Regions from separate parts of the Mus musculus genome. Here regions 2 and 3 are each linked to region 1. Evidence: chromatin loops called from intact Hi-C (ENCODE). Cell type or tissue: heart. All regions are shown on one strand. Each heading gives the region's core, and the rest is flanking DNA. Links, peaks and the distances in the headings are about the cores only.

Region 1 (5,846 bases), core at 523-5,522:
TATATAACCTCACCGATTTGTGGCAATATAGTCTCTCTTTTATGACATTTTAATGTGGCAAACAACAGAAATTATTTGTTTTAAAAGATTTTTTGAAGAGAAAAAAAGTTTAGTCCTAGTGCCTTCAGGGAAAATTTATTGCTCAATGGGATTCAAAACCTCAAAGCATGGAGATGAGAATGTGCCCCCCGATAGCACTTTCACTCGACAAGCAATGAAGTCAGGGAAGCCTGGAATCTTACAGGGCCACTGCTTTCTAGTGTCTGAGTGGAAAGGCAAGCTGACGCTTTTAGTACTCACACTTCTCTTTCCTTCAGCGCGCTCGGATCTTTCTTCTCTTTCTTCTTAGGCTTCAACCTATCCTTTTCTTTACTGCAAAAAAAGCAAATCCAGAGAAGGGAAACATGATGCAGTTGAAATTTCATTTGGAAGTTTCAGTTTGTTGGGGCTGGCCTAGCACGCGTGAAGCCCTGGGCTCAATCTCTATCACCTCAAGTTCCATTCTCTTTCTGCTACCAAAGAAATCCAGTTGTGGACTTTGTGATGTTAGCATCAACATATACTATGAGAACAAGTAAATAGAGCAGGAAGTAGCCAGAAAATATAAAAATTAATCAGTAAGGCTAATAAACTCAAGATGTTGTTAATGAATAAATTCTAATTATTAACTTTTTTCTTGGTATAAATGGGGGTTGATTTTACTCAAAGTACATTATATACCCACTTGAAAAATAACATAATGATATCTATTGTTATGTATAATATATGCTAAAAAAAAACAAAAACAAACCACGTGTAAGAGGCCGTGAAGAGGTTGTTATTAACCTGCTGAAGACTTCTGAATATCCCAAGGTAGGCATGGTGGCCCTCCTAGCTCCAGGGAGAGAGAGGCAGACAGAGCCCTAAAAATTCGAGGTCTGGTTTACATAGCAAGTTTCAGGGTAGCCAAGGCTACTTAGTGAGACCCTGTCTCAAACAACAACAACAACAACAACAACAACAACAACAACAAACCAAACCAAATCAAACCAAAAAGGACTCAAACCACAAGTTTAGGAGGAAAGTTTCTCCACGTTATTTATAAAGGCCTGAAACATAACACACGTATAAAATAAAGACTCAACACAAGGAAGTGATCAGTGGGACATTGTTAGATAAAATAAAAACCCACATCAGAAGCTGAGAATAATAATTCTGAAGGTTCTAATGACCACTCTCTTGTTCCGAAAATCTTAAACACGAAGAAGCCCAGTCTTCATTAAATTAACTGTTTACCCAGTCCTTACCGATACAGAGAAACTGGTTGAGTGTTCTTTATTTATTTTTATTTTTTTTTTTTAAAAGATTTATTTATTTATTATATGTAAGTACACTGTAGCTGTCTTCAGACACACCAGAAGAGGGAGTCAGATCTCGTTACGGATGGTTGTGAGCCACCATGTGGTTGCTGGGATTTGAACTCTGGACCTTCGGAAGAGCAGTCAGGTGCTCTTACCCACTGAGCCATCTCACCAGCCCCTTGAGTGTTCTTTATAATGGGAATATCATACTAGCATGTTCGAAGGTTCTGAATTCTTTTTTTGTTTGTTTGTTTGTTTTTTTTTCGAAACAGGGTTTCTCTGTATAGTCCTGGCTGTCCTGGAACTCACTCTGTAGACCAGGCTTCGAACTCAAAAATCCGCCTGCCTCTGCCTCCCGAGTGCTGGGATTAAAGGCGTGTGCCACCACCGCCCGGCAAGGTTCTGAATTCTTACAACTTATAAAATGGGACTATCTTGGACTTTTCCCATCGTCCTTTTTAAACTTGGGTGGCAGGACCTGAAGACAGCCATGGTATGACCTCCTCACCGGCTTTCCCACAACGATACCATGCCCTGCCCCACCGAATGTGTGACTATAATTCCATGCAACACAGACCTAAGACATTATAAGCAAAACAAAAAAACATCAAATGTTTCTACTTAGCCCATCGTGACTTCTGCAGTTTAAGAAACCAGTACATCAGATGTTTCTACTTAGCCCATCGTGACTTCTGTAGTTCTGATCAGTTTAAGAAACCAGTTGGTTCTGACCACTCACAGTCGCTCGTCTCTCAGACTGAGCATTCGCTTCATAGTCGCATATTTCCTTGTTTTCTTTTGCTTCCCCTTGAAACAGAAGTTTTCGAGTTAAAAAGAGCTGAAAACATCTTTTAAAGTTCTCTTCTATTTTTCTTGCCCCTCCCCAAACAGCACTCAGTCCCCCTCCCTACTCCCTTCGAACTAAGGCCAGAATGGAATTAAACAAACAAACAAACAAACAAACAAACAAGGAAGCACCGAGTCTATATCTGGCCAAAGGCTGAGCTCCCGTTTGCTCCCCAAAACTCTCTGACAAAGTTCTCCCACTCCGCTCACCATGTTCACGCCGCACTCCTGTTTCTTCCGGAATCGCTCGCAGCGCGACACTTTACGTCATCCTCACGCTCTTTCCGGCAAAGGCCAACCCGGAGGCGGAAGCTACTTTGGGAAACGTAAAAGCTCCGAGCCGGCTCCTAACGCTGGCGGAGATCGACACTGGAGATTTTTTTGGGGGGCGGGTGGAGGGTAGGATTTGTGCTGGATGAGGCCGCTGCTTCCTCGGACCCCAGAACTAGGACTTGGCCACGTTGCAGCCCCCGTTCGGGTAACGTTTTTCTTCACGCCGCAGCCGGAGGCAGAGCCCAGCCGACCGTAGGCACCAGAATTGCTGAAGGCGAGCGAGAGAAGAGGGGACGAGGGCAGAGGGGTCGGGAATCCTGGGCGTCCCATAGTTTGACAGTACATTCTGGTTTTCCTCTGGCACATCATTTCAGCCTTGGCTCTGTAGTTCAGCCTTGAGGCTCTGGTTATTGATTGGTTTTCCTCGCCGGCTTGGAACTTGTGAGGCTGGGCGTAAGATTCTTCGGAAAGAGAGGAATGTAATAGCGATGGAGGACATCCCCCCCCAATGTTCTCCCTCCGTCTCTGTCTGTCTGCATCTCTCTCTCTCTCTCTCTCTCTCTTCCCGTGTGTGTGTACGAGCACGAGCGTGCAGGTGCATCAGAGCAGAAATTCAGAGCAGAAGCCAGAGGAAGCTGCTTGTCTTTATCTTCCACTTTTTAGAAAACAGTCTGTCTTACCCAACCTGGAAACACCTCCACCTCCGGTTTTTGCTAGATTGACTGACCAAAAAGCCCCAGAGATACTCCCATCCCTGCCCTCCGGTGCTGGAGTGGACAAGCCCACTACTCCCCGGCTTGTTTTCTAACCAGATCCTGGGCAAACCAAACTCAGGGCTTCTTGCTTGGTCAGCAGGTATTTTACTCATTGAGCCAATTATCCCAGTCGCAGTGGCCTTTTTTAGACGATCACAAGAAAAACAGGTGCAGAAGCTTATATGTGCAACTACTTAGCAAGCCTGGAATGTGATGGGGAACAGTGCTCTTCGTTGTGAAGCCTGGTGTGCAGTCCTTAATGGGAGAGGGAGAATATGTGGGAATGAGAAAGCGAAACTGGGCAGTGTTTGGTTTTGTTTTCCGTTTGCTTGTTTGTCTTTGCTTTTAGGATGTATTCTAGTTGTTCTTAGCCATCCGGAGAGAGGTTTCTTTTACCCCTTGAGAGTCTGTGGAAGGCCAGGGACAGCTTTCCTGGAAGTGGATGTGCAGTTTATGAGACTTGTAGGCTATGTGAACTTCATCTTAGTTGACTCTTTTGATACCTTTGTTTTACCGATGTTGAAGCTGTGCCCTAGACGCTCAGAGGTCAGTTTGGTTCGCTTGTGATTTTCTTACTGCATGACACTGACCTAGTGTTACTGGGTTCAGAGGTGTTCGAGGTGTAACAGTGCGAGGCAGTGCATTGGTTATGGGACTCGGGCGTTTGACTGGCTGCAGTTCACTCCCTCTCTTGAGTTGCTTTATTTGCATTGCTTTGGGCCATCAGTTGGTGCCTCTGTTTCTTTGTGTATAAAGCTAAGCTCATCATCACAGCACCTATATTACCCAGACACCACTAGGACCGACCTGTGTTTTCATAGTCATAAGCATCGTCCCTAGAGATGCTTGCCATTAAAGTCTTTTCAGTCATTTCCTGTCAAGTTTTTCCAGCCCGAAAGGTTACACCACTTGAGTGTTCATGTGTTTTTTTACTATTTTGAAACTTGACCGTGTTGGCGAACCTCAGAACTCTTACTAAACTTTCAGGTCTCTATAACGGGTCATTTTGTGTCGGTTTGAATGTGAAACTGCTGTCCTTCCTGTTGTTCTCTTTGAGAGACTCATATGTGTGCAGGTCTCTCTGTTGTTCACACATCTGTGGGTTGTGAATTTTTGGTGTTGAAATCATTTTATTATTGACATGTCTTCAGAGACTTTACTTCTGCTTTACCCCCACCGGGAGTTCCTTATCTTTTCACAACAGGTTGTGTCTGCCAGGCTACCATTCATGGGTAGAATTAACAGCACCCATATTTTTAAAAAATGAAACATATACAGAAGTGGATGCTCACCGTCATCTATAGGATGGAACACAGGGCCCCCAATATAGGAGCTAGAGAAAGTACCCAAGAGCTGAAGGGGTCTGCAACCCTATAAGTGGAACAACAATATGAACTAACCAGTACCCCCAGAGCTCGTGTCTCTAGCTGCATATGTAGCAGAAGATGGCCTAGTCAGCCGTCATTGGGAAGAGAGGCCCCTTGGTCTAGCAAACTTTATATGCCCCAGTACAGGGAATGCCAGGGCCAAGAAGTGGGCTTGAGTGGGTAGGGGAGCAGGGCGGGGGGAGGGAATAGGCAACTTTGGGATAGCATTTGAAATGTAAATGAAGAAAATATCTAATAAAAAATGTGGGGAAAAAAAGAAACATGTTAGTGATTAGGCATTTAGCCGTTTTTTGGGGGTGGGAGATTAGAGACAGGGTTTCTCTGTGTAGCCCTGGCTGTCCTGGAACTCACTCTGTAGACCAGGCTGGCCTCGAACTCAGAAATCCGCCTGCCTCTGCCTCCCAAGTGCTGGGATTAAAGGCGTGTGCCACCACTGCCCACCGGTATTTAGCCTTTTTAATAAACATGGTCAATTATTAAAAAAAGAAAAACCATCTGGAGACTGATTAGAAAAGAGAGAGAGAAAGAAACAGAGACAGAGAGAGAAAAAGAGAGACAGAGACAGACAGACTGCATCCTTGTGCACTTGATTGAGAGCACTCAAAGAGAAAATTGCCGAGCTAGGTAATTTGTAACTTGCTTTTAAATTCAGGGACTGAAAGAAAAGCCCTTTCCTCTCAAGCTTGAAATCTGTTTTTTTTTTTTTTTCTTTTATTTTAAATCGATTTGCAGCTTCTGTTCTGAGAACTTTCTGATCCTTGATTGTTAATACTTGATAAGGAGCTGAATCAGTGGAGGAACACTGTGGGGGTTGAGAACATAGCTAGCAGAGTATGAGAACTGTGGGGTTGAGAACATAGCTAGCAGAGTGCTTTGCTGCATTGTAATTTTGTCATAATCTGGGGATCTTAAAGCCTACGATTAAAGCCTCAGCTATTATATGCCATCCTTTGATAGGGATGGAAGGTAGCATGGTTTTGACTGTGTTGAATGGAAGTGGGAAGTAATTACTTTTGACTGCACACTCGTGAGGGAAAGAATTACTTTAGTCCTTCTTAGTGGTTCATTGTGTGTTTTCTGTAGTCCTGAAGAGAAAGAGTCTCTGAGACCCCTGAGTCCACAGTTTGAATACTTAATTGGCCTTGGACTTTGTTCTCCTTATTAATTGGTCTAAATACATTTGAATAGAATTACGACTAGTGGGAGAGCCCCTAGGGAACATCTTATATTTCAAGTTAATGTAG
Region 2 (5,423 bases), core at 1-5,000, 49 kb after region 1:
GTGCCTCACGGGCCCCTGCTTGCTATACCTTCTGTTAGTGGTGCGGCAAGAAAGCCCATTCTTTCTTCTTGGGAAATGAGAGGATTGAGACAGTCTCACTGTGTAGCCAGAAAGACGTTTATTATACAGGAGTTAGAGTCACTTTAAAAGAAATTTTTAAAAATGTATATGAGTCTTTTCCTGCATGTATGTCTGTGCACCTTGTCTCATCTTTTAAAAATTACAATGTTGAAATTTATAGAGCAGCAAGTAGTTATGAAGAGTAGTCATTAATATTTATCAAGTATTATTGATATTAATTGACTAATGAGTATTTGCATAATATATAGTCTTCATATTTAAGTGGATTATAGAGTATATTTTTTAGGGGTGTGTGAACTATGAGCTGTGTGCTGAGATTCCAGAGAAACTGCAGTGAAGAAGACAGAAGTCCCTCCAGGCTCTATGCTAGTGAAAGACACAGAATGGGTCATATTAAAGTCACGTGTGTTTACATATCTGTAGTGTCACAGAGTGTGAGAACATGTGCATGTATTTACATATCTAAGTAACGGTGATTTCACATTTTGTCAGCCCAAAGTTAGCTCTAAGATGGTTAAATACCATTTTTTTTTTGTTTTGTTTTGTTTTTTTGAGACAGGGTTTCTCTGTATAGCCCTGGCTGTCCTGGAACTCACTTTGTAGACCAGGCTGGCCTCGAACTCAGAAATCTGCCTGTCTCTGCCTCCCGAGTGCTGGGATCAAAGGTGTGTGCCACCACCGCCTGGCTAAACACCATTTTTATGGTCAGCTGAATGAAAGGCCTTAGGAGTCGAGAACAAGAGAGTCAGCTTGTCTTTTCTTGCTGCTGCTCCTCACACATGATATGTACAGTCAAAGTTCTTCATAACGTTCCTGTTAGAAATCCTTCCTGCACTCTGGAGTTCCAGGACAGCCAGGGCTAGAGAGAAGCCCCATCTCAAAACACAGAAACAAAACAAAACAACAACAAAAGAGAAACTTTAAAATGTGTAAGGAAACCGCTATTGTCAGTATCATCAGGTGATGCTGTGTAATTCTTCCTCGGCTAGAGAACAGTCAAGCTTCTGTGATTCTCATCACCGGCAGTGCCTGGAGATGTAAGATCCAAACAATGAATTCTCAGTCTAGAATTTCTATAGACCTCTTACCTGTGCTGCTGCCTTGGGGCCCTGGGGTATTTTGTTGTAGTGTGAGCATTGGAGACAACACATCCGAGAATGGGAGAAAAGCTGCAGTCTACAGTTCCTCAGGCTGCTCCGAGCTACTCATTAACTTGGCATGGTCTTCGAGAAACTAAAGCTTCCAGGGCTGAAGTTGGGCTTTTTTGTCTCTTTATTAAGAGGTATCATTCCTTACAGCTATTGGATGGATATTCATAGTCTGCTAAGTAACATGCTGGCTCTTGAGCCAAATTAGGACATCAACAAGATATTTAAGGCTCTGATGTCATTAATGTTCTCTCTCTCTCTCTCTCTCTCTCTCTCTCTCCCCCTCTCTCTTTCCCCGCGCCCCCCTCCCCCATCCTTTTAGTTTATCTGTTCAACTGGAAGCAGAGCTAAAGGGAAGCAGTTAAAAGTTCAGCCCACGAAAGGGGGCTAGACCTGAGAGAAAGCACTCATAAAGGGCCCTTCCCCTGGGCAATCCTCTGCTGACTAGAACACAGACGCAGTTATTTTATTTCTTTCATTTCATTCTGTAATGACAAAGCCACCTTAGCAGTTCTTAACTAGGCATACTCGTCAGAAACACCTAGGAAACCTCTTCAGCTGTATTAATGTATAATCCAACTTCAGAGATTCTGCTTCAGTACCTAGTGTACTCATCTGTCTGTCTTTTAAATCCAGTCTATGTGATACAGGCATACATGTGCCACAGAGCTTATTGTGTGCTGTGGTATATCCGAGGTCAGGGGACCACTTCTAGGAGTTTGTTACACCCCTCCACTGTGCGTTCTAGGGATCCAACTCAGGTTGGCTGGCTTGCACAATAATCACTTTTGTTTTCTGCTGAATCGTGTGTGTGTGTGTGTGTGTATGTGTGTGTGTGTGTGTGTGTGTGTGTGTGTGTGTGTAAGTGGTGTGGATTTATTAATACTGTGATTTTTGTTTTGTTTTGTTTTGTTTTTTTGAAATCCCACACTAATTAGGAATCATTGGCCTATTACAGTTCATTCTAGCACTGTGATCTCATTTTCTGTCTTTCTCCTGGCATTGGTTTCATTCTGCATACCCATGTATGTAGGTAACTGACTAAATAGAATGTCTTTGTCCTTCTGTCTGTCTAGCTGCTGATGTGTGGGACTGGAGACATCAATGTATCTGACTTCAAAGCCCATGCTGTAGTGGTTGGTGGATCCTGGCATTTCAGAGAAAAGGTAATGGGCTAAGCTTTCACAGTTGGGTTGGTATTGACTTAAGTGGAATGGTTTTAGAAGACAAATGTAGAAGAGTCGAAGAAGTTGACATGTTGACTGGCAAAACAATGATTCTGGGAAAACAGGTAGTTATCCAAGCCGAAAGGAGCTCAGGTCCCTAAAGACAGGTGCCTTGACTACCACTGCGGTAATGGGTGGGAATGGAAGTAAGCAGAGCCAAGCAATCAATTGGTGATTACCCGCTGATCCTGTGACAATGTAAATTCTTGCAGGGATTGTTATTCATGCCTCATAGTGCTGTAACTGGGAGCATGTGCCTCCCCACAGTATCCTGGTCCTTCCTTAGGAGTCAGATCTTAGGCTGCATGTCATGTTGATGAAAGCCCTGTCTTTTCCTGCCAGGTCATGAGGTGGTTTTGGGCTGTGGTTTCCAGTCTGACCCAGGAGGAACTGGCTAGGCTGCTTCAGTTTACAACAGGCTCTTCTCAGCTCCCACCTGGAGGATTTGCTGCCCTCTGTCCCTCATTTCAGATTATTGCTGCTCCAACCCATAGCACGCTTCCTACTGCACACACATGGTAGGCTGCCCGAAGCATCCCTGGTGGGGGAGTCTCTTTCTAGCCCTTGCCCATGTTTCTTGTAGTATGAATTCATCATCTTCCTCCTTGTTTTTCCAGTTTTAACCAACTGTGCCTCCCTACATATGACTCATATGAAGAGGTGCACAGGATGCTACAGCTGGCCATCAGTGAGGGTTGCGAGGGCTTTGGCATGCTCTGACCGCTCCTCTGTCACCTGCTTGGCTCCCAAGCTCTCTAGAGCATCTGGACACATGTTAACAAGCATAGCCACTGACCTTAACCACAACCATTAGCCAGAAGATACTGCATGCTCCCTTGTGTCTGGAGTATTCTGTCATCTGCAAGCCCTGTTCTTACCTCACCTGTCCACGTTCACCACAGGCCACTTGAGCACGTGGCACCTATCTGAGCTCTACTCAGTCATGAGAGGAGGACCATGCTGCTGTCACTTCGTTGGTCCCTTGAAGATCTCTGTGACCGGATCTGCCTCCGTGGCTGGGAGACATTCATAACACAGAGGACTCAGTTCTGTTGGAAAGCCAGCATGTGAGACCCTTCCACCATGCCTCATTCCAGCCCTCCTTGAGCTCACTACTTGACCAGACTGGGTAATGCATCACCTCTTCTCATCAGTGGTCAGGAGAAGTGCAGCTAGAAAGTGGCCCACACAAGCCGTCTGATTTGTCCTCCCACATAATGGCAGGCACAGGCCATGGCACTGGATTAGTTCTCATGGGGACTGGTAGTACAAAAGGATGTCTTTAAGGTGACAGAACTGGAAAAGATACTCCCTGTGGGCATTTTTAAAGATGATCATTAATCTATAAGGAATTTGCTAAGCTTTCTCTTGAATTTGAGCCAGTGAGAAAAGCAGTCAGAAGAATGTGAAGGATGTCTGCGCTGCAGCCTCCAGTGCTGGGTACGCTTCTCTCGTGGGGAAGGGCCGTGTCCAGGCATGTGGATGGCTTGAAGACTACTGATGCTTTCCTCTGAATTGTTCTTTGCACTGAAGGAGGACTTGGACTGACCTCCGACTTACATAGTTTGTTAAGAGCTGTCTTTAGCATTCTGCTGGAAGAATTTTGGGAGCAACAGACTGGGACAGAGCCTGCCAGCTGTGGTGGTGATCTTTGGCAGTGCTAAGGCAAAGGAGCGGTGAAGCCACTGGGGACAGACAAGGTGGAGACCCAGCAGCAGTAAATACCTAGCAATTCCAAGGACTTGGTTTCATCAGTTACCAGGAAGTGGGGGAACCATGGAGGGAGAACGCTATATTGGGTTCACAGTTACATGGTGATCAAAGAGAACTTCTCAGTCTCCAGGAAGATAGCATCTTTTCATGAGTGTTTGAATGAAAACAACACGAAGGCTCAATATCACATGGATTTCCCAGTTTCTGTCTTTAATAAGGCTTTCCTACAAGCCACTATTTTCCATGGGGCACTCACTCAGAATATTACAAGCCATTTTATTGCCAAAACCAGCAAGTACACCGAATCCTGAGACAAGGCAGTTCTTGTGACAGTGCCTTGGCCTCCTGGAAGCAGTCTGAGCCCTCCTGTTCCCAGGATCACGAGAAACAAGCTCTCCTGAGCTGCTAGAACCCTGCCTGACCTCCTTTGCAGTCATCATCTGTCTTTTCTTGGCGTGGGTGCTCACCTCACTTATCCTCGGGGTTTGGGACCTGGCATCAGGACCTCTCCACCCAGGATCCTCCATGCCACATGGTCACTGCTCTCCTCAGGGACTGGGACAAGGTGCTGCCGCCTGCCCACAGTTTTCCCAAGGAACACGTACAAGATCATTTAGCCACTACTCTGCTGCCTCTCAGCCTCTGCTGGGGCTTCCAGCTGGGTACATGGCTGCTTGGCCGTTTGGGGCGGTTCTTCCTCCTAGGTTCTGCAATCCAGGCTCCAGCACCCCTCTGCAGACTACACAGGGGGTCAGTGTGTGTGTGTGACTAGACCTCTCATTTTAAGCTCTAGTCGTAGCACTTTTTCAGAGTCTCCTAGGCGCTGTTGCAGCCCAGCTGGGGCAGCTAGCATGCCAGGTTGGTCTTTAGGCACCAGAGTCTTTAACAAAAAAATCCTCTAGTACTGTGTGGTTTTCTATTCTTCCAGTTCACTCTCCTGACTGTTCAGAAGCATTTTGCTCTCTTTTGCATTTTCTTTTACCTTTTTTTTCTAATACTGCTTTGGTACTAGCCAGTGTGGGGAAGAGATACAGTATGTTGGACAGATAAAAACATGTGTTATTTCTTGGTCAATTTTCTATTCATATTCCTTATTTTGGCCAGTTCTTTTGTTTGTGCTTTGTAACATAGGTACTTGGGAGACCAGCTGCCCTCCTGGCTTTTGGCTTTTTGGTGTCCTTGAAGGAGACCAGTCATGAGTACCAAGGAATTTGTCAGCTTGGTTCTAGAACTTAGCAGAGGTTGAGCTCTGCTG
Region 3 (5,423 bases), core at 1-5,000, 190 kb after region 1:
CCTCCTGAAGTGTTTGCATGACCCTGAACTCAGTTTCCCTGTGCCCTCAAGTCTAGAGGGTGCACCATGGTGTTTAACCTCACCACCACCATACCCGGACACAAGGATAGACTGGGGTAGGTACTGCACTGCCACCCAGGTCAGGACAGTAGCTGTCTCTCTGGCTCCACTCACCAAAGCAGAAACCTTGGGGAGCTCATTGTCTTCTTGGAGAGTTGCAGGTACTGGGTCCCTTGGTGCCTTATTGAGAAAGCTAGTCCTGAGAAGGAAATAATGGGAACAAAAAGTGTGTGCGCGAGTGTATGAGTGAGGGTGTGTGTGCGTGCACACTTGTGTATGTGTGATGTGTGCATATGTGTGCATGTGTGTGAGTGATGTGTGTGCCTGTGTGTGTGTGTGTTGCTGGAACTGAAGCCAGTGGCTTCCTGCACTCTCCCACTGGACACCAAGCGGCTTGTCTTGAGTGCTTGCTTTGTGTCAAGTGCTATTTAAAGTGCTTTAGGGATATTAGCATATCTTAATCCTCATTACAATTGCAAGAGGTTAAGCAGTATTTTAGAGGAGAAATTGAGGCAAGAAGAACCTAAGCAACTTACCCATCTCACTCAGAGGGCTGGATGTAGAGCCTCTGACTATAAGTACCCCTTCCTGCCGTTTCTTCCTCCCCCCCCCCCCCACTCACCTCACTCTGTCCTCCCGAAGATGCCGATGAATGTGTACTGTTTGGGCCTGCTCTCTGCCAGAATGGCCGATGCCTCAACATAGTGCCTGGCTACATTTGCCTGTGCAACCCTGGCTACCACTATGATGCCTCCAGCAGGAAGTGCCAGGGTGAGGACTCACGTGGGCCCTGCTAATCCTTAGTTCCACTCTTGCTAAGAGTCCCCCTTCCTGGGAAAGATGCCCACTGCAGCAGGTGGGTGTGAGGCAAGGGCAGTTCTAGGCTGTCAGAGATGGTTCCTAGAGAGAGCCTTTCCTGGGTGGGCATCTTCTTGGGCCTCCTTAGACAAACCCTTCTGTGAGCATTGTCAAAAGGCCACTTCTGGACCTTCTCCACTTTTTCCTCACACCACAGATCACAACGAATGCCAGGACTTGGCCTGTGAGAACGGTGAGTGTGTGAACACAGAAGGCTCCTTCCATTGCCTCTGCAATCCCCCCCTCACCCTAGACCTCAGTGGGCAGCGCTGTGTGAACAGCACCAGCAGCACGGGTGAGTAGATGGGGGTGTGGACATCAGGGGTGTAGACCTGGCCTGGGACTCACAGTCTTCTGGGGTGTGTGCCACCAGAGGACTTCCCTGACCATGACATCCACATGGACATCTGCTGGAAAAAAGTCACCAATGATGTGTGCAGCCAGCCCTTGCGTGGGCACCATACCACCTATACAGAATGCTGCTGCCAAGATGGGGAGGCCTGGAGCCAGCAATGCGCTCTGTGCCCGCCCAGGAGCTCTGGTAAGAGGGTACCTGCAGATCTGGGCATAGCTCTGGGAAGGGGATACCTCACCCTGAAAAGAGAGCAATCAGGAAGCCCAGGCCTTGCCCTTAGTCCAGGTCATTCAGGACAAAGAAAGGCGCAAGCCTGGTCAGGAACCCCCATGTGTTCTCCTCTTGGGCCAAGAGCCAGCTGGGCCAGCTTACCGAGCTTCAGCTAGCAGGAACTAAAACCCAGCACCTTTCTCCGTCCTCCCCAACAGAGGTCTACGCTCAGCTGTGCAACGTGGCTCGGATTGAGGCAGAGCGCGGAGCAGGGATCCACTTCCGGCCAGGCTATGAGTATGGCCCTGGCCTGGACGATCTGCCTGAAAACCTCTACGGCCCAGATGGGGCTCCCTTCTATAACTACCTAGGCCCCGAGGACACTGCCCCTGAGCCTCCCTTCTCCAACCCAGCCAGCCAGCCGGGAGACAACACACCTGTCCTTGAGCCTCCTCTGCAGCCCTCTGAACTTCAGCCTCACTATCTAGCCAGCCACTCAGGTACGTGCAGCAAAACTGGAGAAGAGCCACGCCCTGCCGTCCTCTCACCCCTTCTGCCTGCCTGCCAGGGGAGGACAGGGAAGGGGAAATACACTGGGCACAGGCAGCCAAGCGTCACCCCAAACCTTAAGGAGAGTGTGACCTTTGTTGCAGTGTCGTTCTGTAGGGCTGTTGCGATCCACTGACAACCCCACCCTCGGCAGGCAACAGCGACCACCATTGTACTGGAGGGTGTAGGGTGAGAGACACGGGAACCTACGCCCTCAGACCTCAGCCTTCTTCTTTCTGACTCTCTATTAGAACCCCTGGCCTCCTTCGAAGGCCTTCAGGCTGAGGAATGTGGCATCCTGAATGGCTGTGAGAATGGCCGCTGCGTGCGTGTGCGGGAGGGCTACACTTGCGACTGCTTTGAGGGCTTCCAGCTGGATGCGGCCCACATGGCCTGTGTGGGTGAGTTTGGAGTGAGTTGGAGAACCACGCCTACCACAGGACTCCCGGCTAGGGCAGCCGGGAAACACGCTGCTGCCCCCTAGTGGGCGTGTGTCAAGCTAGTGAAAGTGGAAGCCCCAAAGACAGGTTTAATGGTCCATCCTCCACAGAAGAGAAGCAAAGACACGAAGGCATAGTCTTGGGCATGCTAAGATGACTGCTTCTTGGGTTCTGTCCCTTAGTTGACTTGTTTGGGGCGGCCTGATGAGGCAGGGGGTCTGAAGAGGGGGCCTTTGGGTGTCATATCCAGGGAAGGGGGAAGGGGCTGGTGGCTAGAGGGACCCAGAGACCCCTGCAGCTTTCTTCTTTGCTTCCATAGATGTGAACGAGTGTGAAGACTTGAACGGGCCTGCAGCACTCTGTGCACACGGTCACTGTGAGAACACAGAGGGTTCCTATCGCTGCCACTGTTCGCCAGGTTACGTGGCAGAGCCAGGCCCCCCACACTGTGCGGCCAAGGAGTAGAAGTGAGGGCTTGTGTGGGCAGCTATCTGGAAAATGGCTTCAGCCATAGGCCGTGGACTTAAGATTGCTTCCCTAGCTGGGAAGACATCGCGCTGGGAAGATGACGTGATGACATCAGGCCCGGGCTCTGGACCCAGTTCTGCCAGCCTTGCCAAATTTTTATTTCTTCCAGCTTAACTCTGGGTGTGAGCTTCCATCACTGCCTCTATGCCATTGCTTGGCTCAGACACCACAAATATCTTAATGCTTCAGCCACTGGCCATGAGACACGCCCACCAGTCTGTCCCCGGGACCACACTATAGGGCACTCATCAGGCTGTGCTCTTAGGCTGTGCAAACATTGCAGGTACCCCTTTCCAGTTGCGAGCCACACATCATCCTAGTTGTTCTGTAATGGGGACAGTGGCTGCATCCGCCCAGGGATGGTCTCTTCACAGTCTGTGGAGCAAGAGAGGGTTTGGGGAGTAGCTCCTGTCACCTCTCAGAACCAACACCACCACTCGGCCAGGCTGGCATGAGCTCTTTTTGCCACATCTCCATCTCTTAGACAGTTCTGCAGCCCCTCATCTCAGAGGATGAAGACTAATACTAACTCGCTGAGTGGTAAGAAATACAAAGGACGAGGAACAGTGAGCCTGAGAAAGTACGGCAAGAGAGTGATGTGGAAAACATGGCGAGCTGATACGAAAGGAGGAGCCAAGAGTTAAAGAAATCTAAAAACACTGAGTTGCTTTGGGCAAATAAGTACTTGAAGCCCCTTAGAGGCTCTGTGTGCCTGCAGTGAGGCTTGTCATAAGCTCTGGCGCCCATATGCAAAGGCCTTTCTTAGGCACATCTATCCCTATGGGGAAACCCAAATAGATGGGCTAACAATATAAAGGTCTCCTTTTCAGCTGGTCTTGGCAGAGGAGGCCAGGTTTTCAAAGTTGTTTATCTCCTCCACTCAGAAGCACTTGCCCTTGTTCCCTCTAAGAAATGCACTTCCATACAAGCTAGCTGGGGGTTCAGGAGCATGGGGGAATAAAATGTTCATCTGGACCCTTCTGTGCTTAGTTTTTATTTCCTATTATACCATTTTTATCACACTGGTTAAATCTAAAGGTCAGATTAGAGATGAACCTGCATGAGTTCCACATCCAGTTCCACGAGCCCGCATGACTGGGCTCCAGGGCAGTGCAGCGCTGGTACAGTGCAGCAGGTTCTATGCTATCCTAAGGCAGAGCAGACTGGCTGCCTTCCCCTGACTGGCTGCATCTGACAGAGGACATGGTGATGACTGCTACTTCTTAAATCTAATCTGCCCTGCCTGCTGCTCTGATTGTCAGCCATCAAATAACTTATTGGGTGCCTACTGTCTGAGCACTGTAATGATTGCTGTGCCTAAATTTTATTTAATCATCCAACAAGCTCACTTGCTACTTTATTCCTATTTGCAGGCAAGAAAACTGAGACATGGGGAGCTTAAATAATTTTCTATAGGCCGCTGTATCTGAGCAGACAATAACACATGGTTCCTAAACCAATGAAAATATTCTTTTGCTAATAACAGAAACTTCACTTAGAGTACAGGAAAGTTGAGGATTTAGCTCACTTGATAGAGTGCCTACCTAGCGTGCACAAGATCCTGGGGTTCTCTCCCTAACACCGTGAGGGAGGGGTAAGGAGAGTGGGGACACTTTTAAAAGACTAGCCAAGATCAAAGTTTGCTCAGACTGCTAGGTGGCTAGCCTTGGGTGAACAGGACTCTCGAGACAACTGATAGACGTGTATGTTGGCTCAGTGTCTAACGAGCACAATGACAATGTCTCTCACAGTTATAACAGGCACAAAACTAACTCTCTGACCCAGTAATTCCACCCCTAGGACTTTAACTTTCAGATATGTTCTCATTAACTATGAAATCACGTGTGTGAGAGGGTATTTATTGAAGAGCTCTTTGTAATCAGAAGATTAGAAACCACTACGAAGGAATGTTGAGACAAGACAGCAGTGTAAACACCTGTCAAGGATACCCTGGGAACACTGGGGGAGAGGAAGAGGCTGTAGAACAGCTTGGGAGATGTGCTGCTGTGTGTCTGAGGAGGAGAGTGGACCACTACTAACCTCAGACTCCACCTTACACCCATCCTCAAAGACCATCTGCTATCGCCAAGCATGCCCTGCTGGCACTGTGCGCTTGCCCTCAGAGCCCCCCACCCCTTGTCTGCCCGGTCAGCCTTTGGACAGGCTGCTTGCACGTACACATACTGCCTTTTATTAAAAACAGAAGTAATATGCAGTGTATGCTGTCCTGCACAGCAACCCCTCCCCCATCTCTGTGACAGAGTCTTACTAAGCAGGCCAGGGTGGCCCAGAACCAGTGACCCTCTGCCTCCATTGTGCTGGAACTCCATGTGTGGGCCACCACAGCCAGCTGTATTTTTTTTTTCACTCCATATTTGCTCATAAAGAATTATCTTGCCGGGCGTGGTGGCGCATGCCTTTAA

What was found. Peaks named below come from ENCODE experiments on the same cell type or tissue, not always from the same donor. Only the 100,000 strongest peaks of a DNase experiment are listed, where the experiment ranks them.
Region 2: a loop joins it to region 1, with 2.7 times the contacts of the local background. A loop is called at or near these places in 2 of 42 quality-filtered maps.
Region 3: a loop joins it to region 1, with 2.2 times the contacts of the local background. A loop is called at or near these places in 6 of 42 quality-filtered maps.

Annotation. Positions count from the first base shown.
Region 1 is chr12:84,967,516-84,973,361 of GRCm38, reverse strand. It overlaps Arel1 (apoptosis resistant E3 ubiquitin protein ligase 1), which reads left to right and starts at 2,513. Exons shown (of 20, transcript NM_178065.5): 1 at 2,513-2,733. It overlaps Fcf1 (FCF1 rRNA processing protein), which reads right to left and starts at 2,432. Exons shown (of 8, transcript NM_028632.2): 1 at 2,397-2,432; 2 at 2,080-2,147; 3 at 301-372. The coding sequence starts at 2,399. In heart, for the core only: no CTCF peak of the experiment used is centred there; a DNase peak (open chromatin) is centred at 2,461; H3K4me3 peaks cover 2,406 bases; H3K27ac peaks cover 1,592 bases.
Region 2 is chr12:84,918,230-84,923,652 of GRCm38, reverse strand. It overlaps Arel1 (apoptosis resistant E3 ubiquitin protein ligase 1), which reads left to right. Exons shown (of 20, transcript NM_178065.5): 18 at 2,306-2,395; 19 at 2,798-2,973; 20 at 3,073-5,423. The coding sequence ends at 3,175. Among named protein-coding and RNA genes, the nearest start is that of Ltbp2, 44 kb to the right of the region's middle. In heart, for the core only: a CTCF peak has its summit at 2,917; no DNase peak of the experiment used is centred there.
Region 3 is chr12:84,781,764-84,787,186 of GRCm38, reverse strand. It overlaps Ltbp2 (latent transforming growth factor beta binding protein 2), which reads left to right. Exons shown (of 36, transcript NM_001370743.1): 31 at 703-831; 32 at 1,076-1,213; 33 at 1,292-1,459; 34 at 1,702-1,983; 35 at 2,284-2,433; 36 at 2,792-3,975. The coding sequence ends at 2,937. Among named protein-coding and RNA genes, the nearest start is that of Isca2, 11 kb to the right of the region's middle. In heart, for the core only: a CTCF peak has its summit at 2,512 (motif pointing left); a DNase peak (open chromatin) is centred at 2,466; H3K4me3 peaks cover 418 bases; H3K27ac peaks cover 882 bases; H3K27me3 peaks cover 3,036 bases.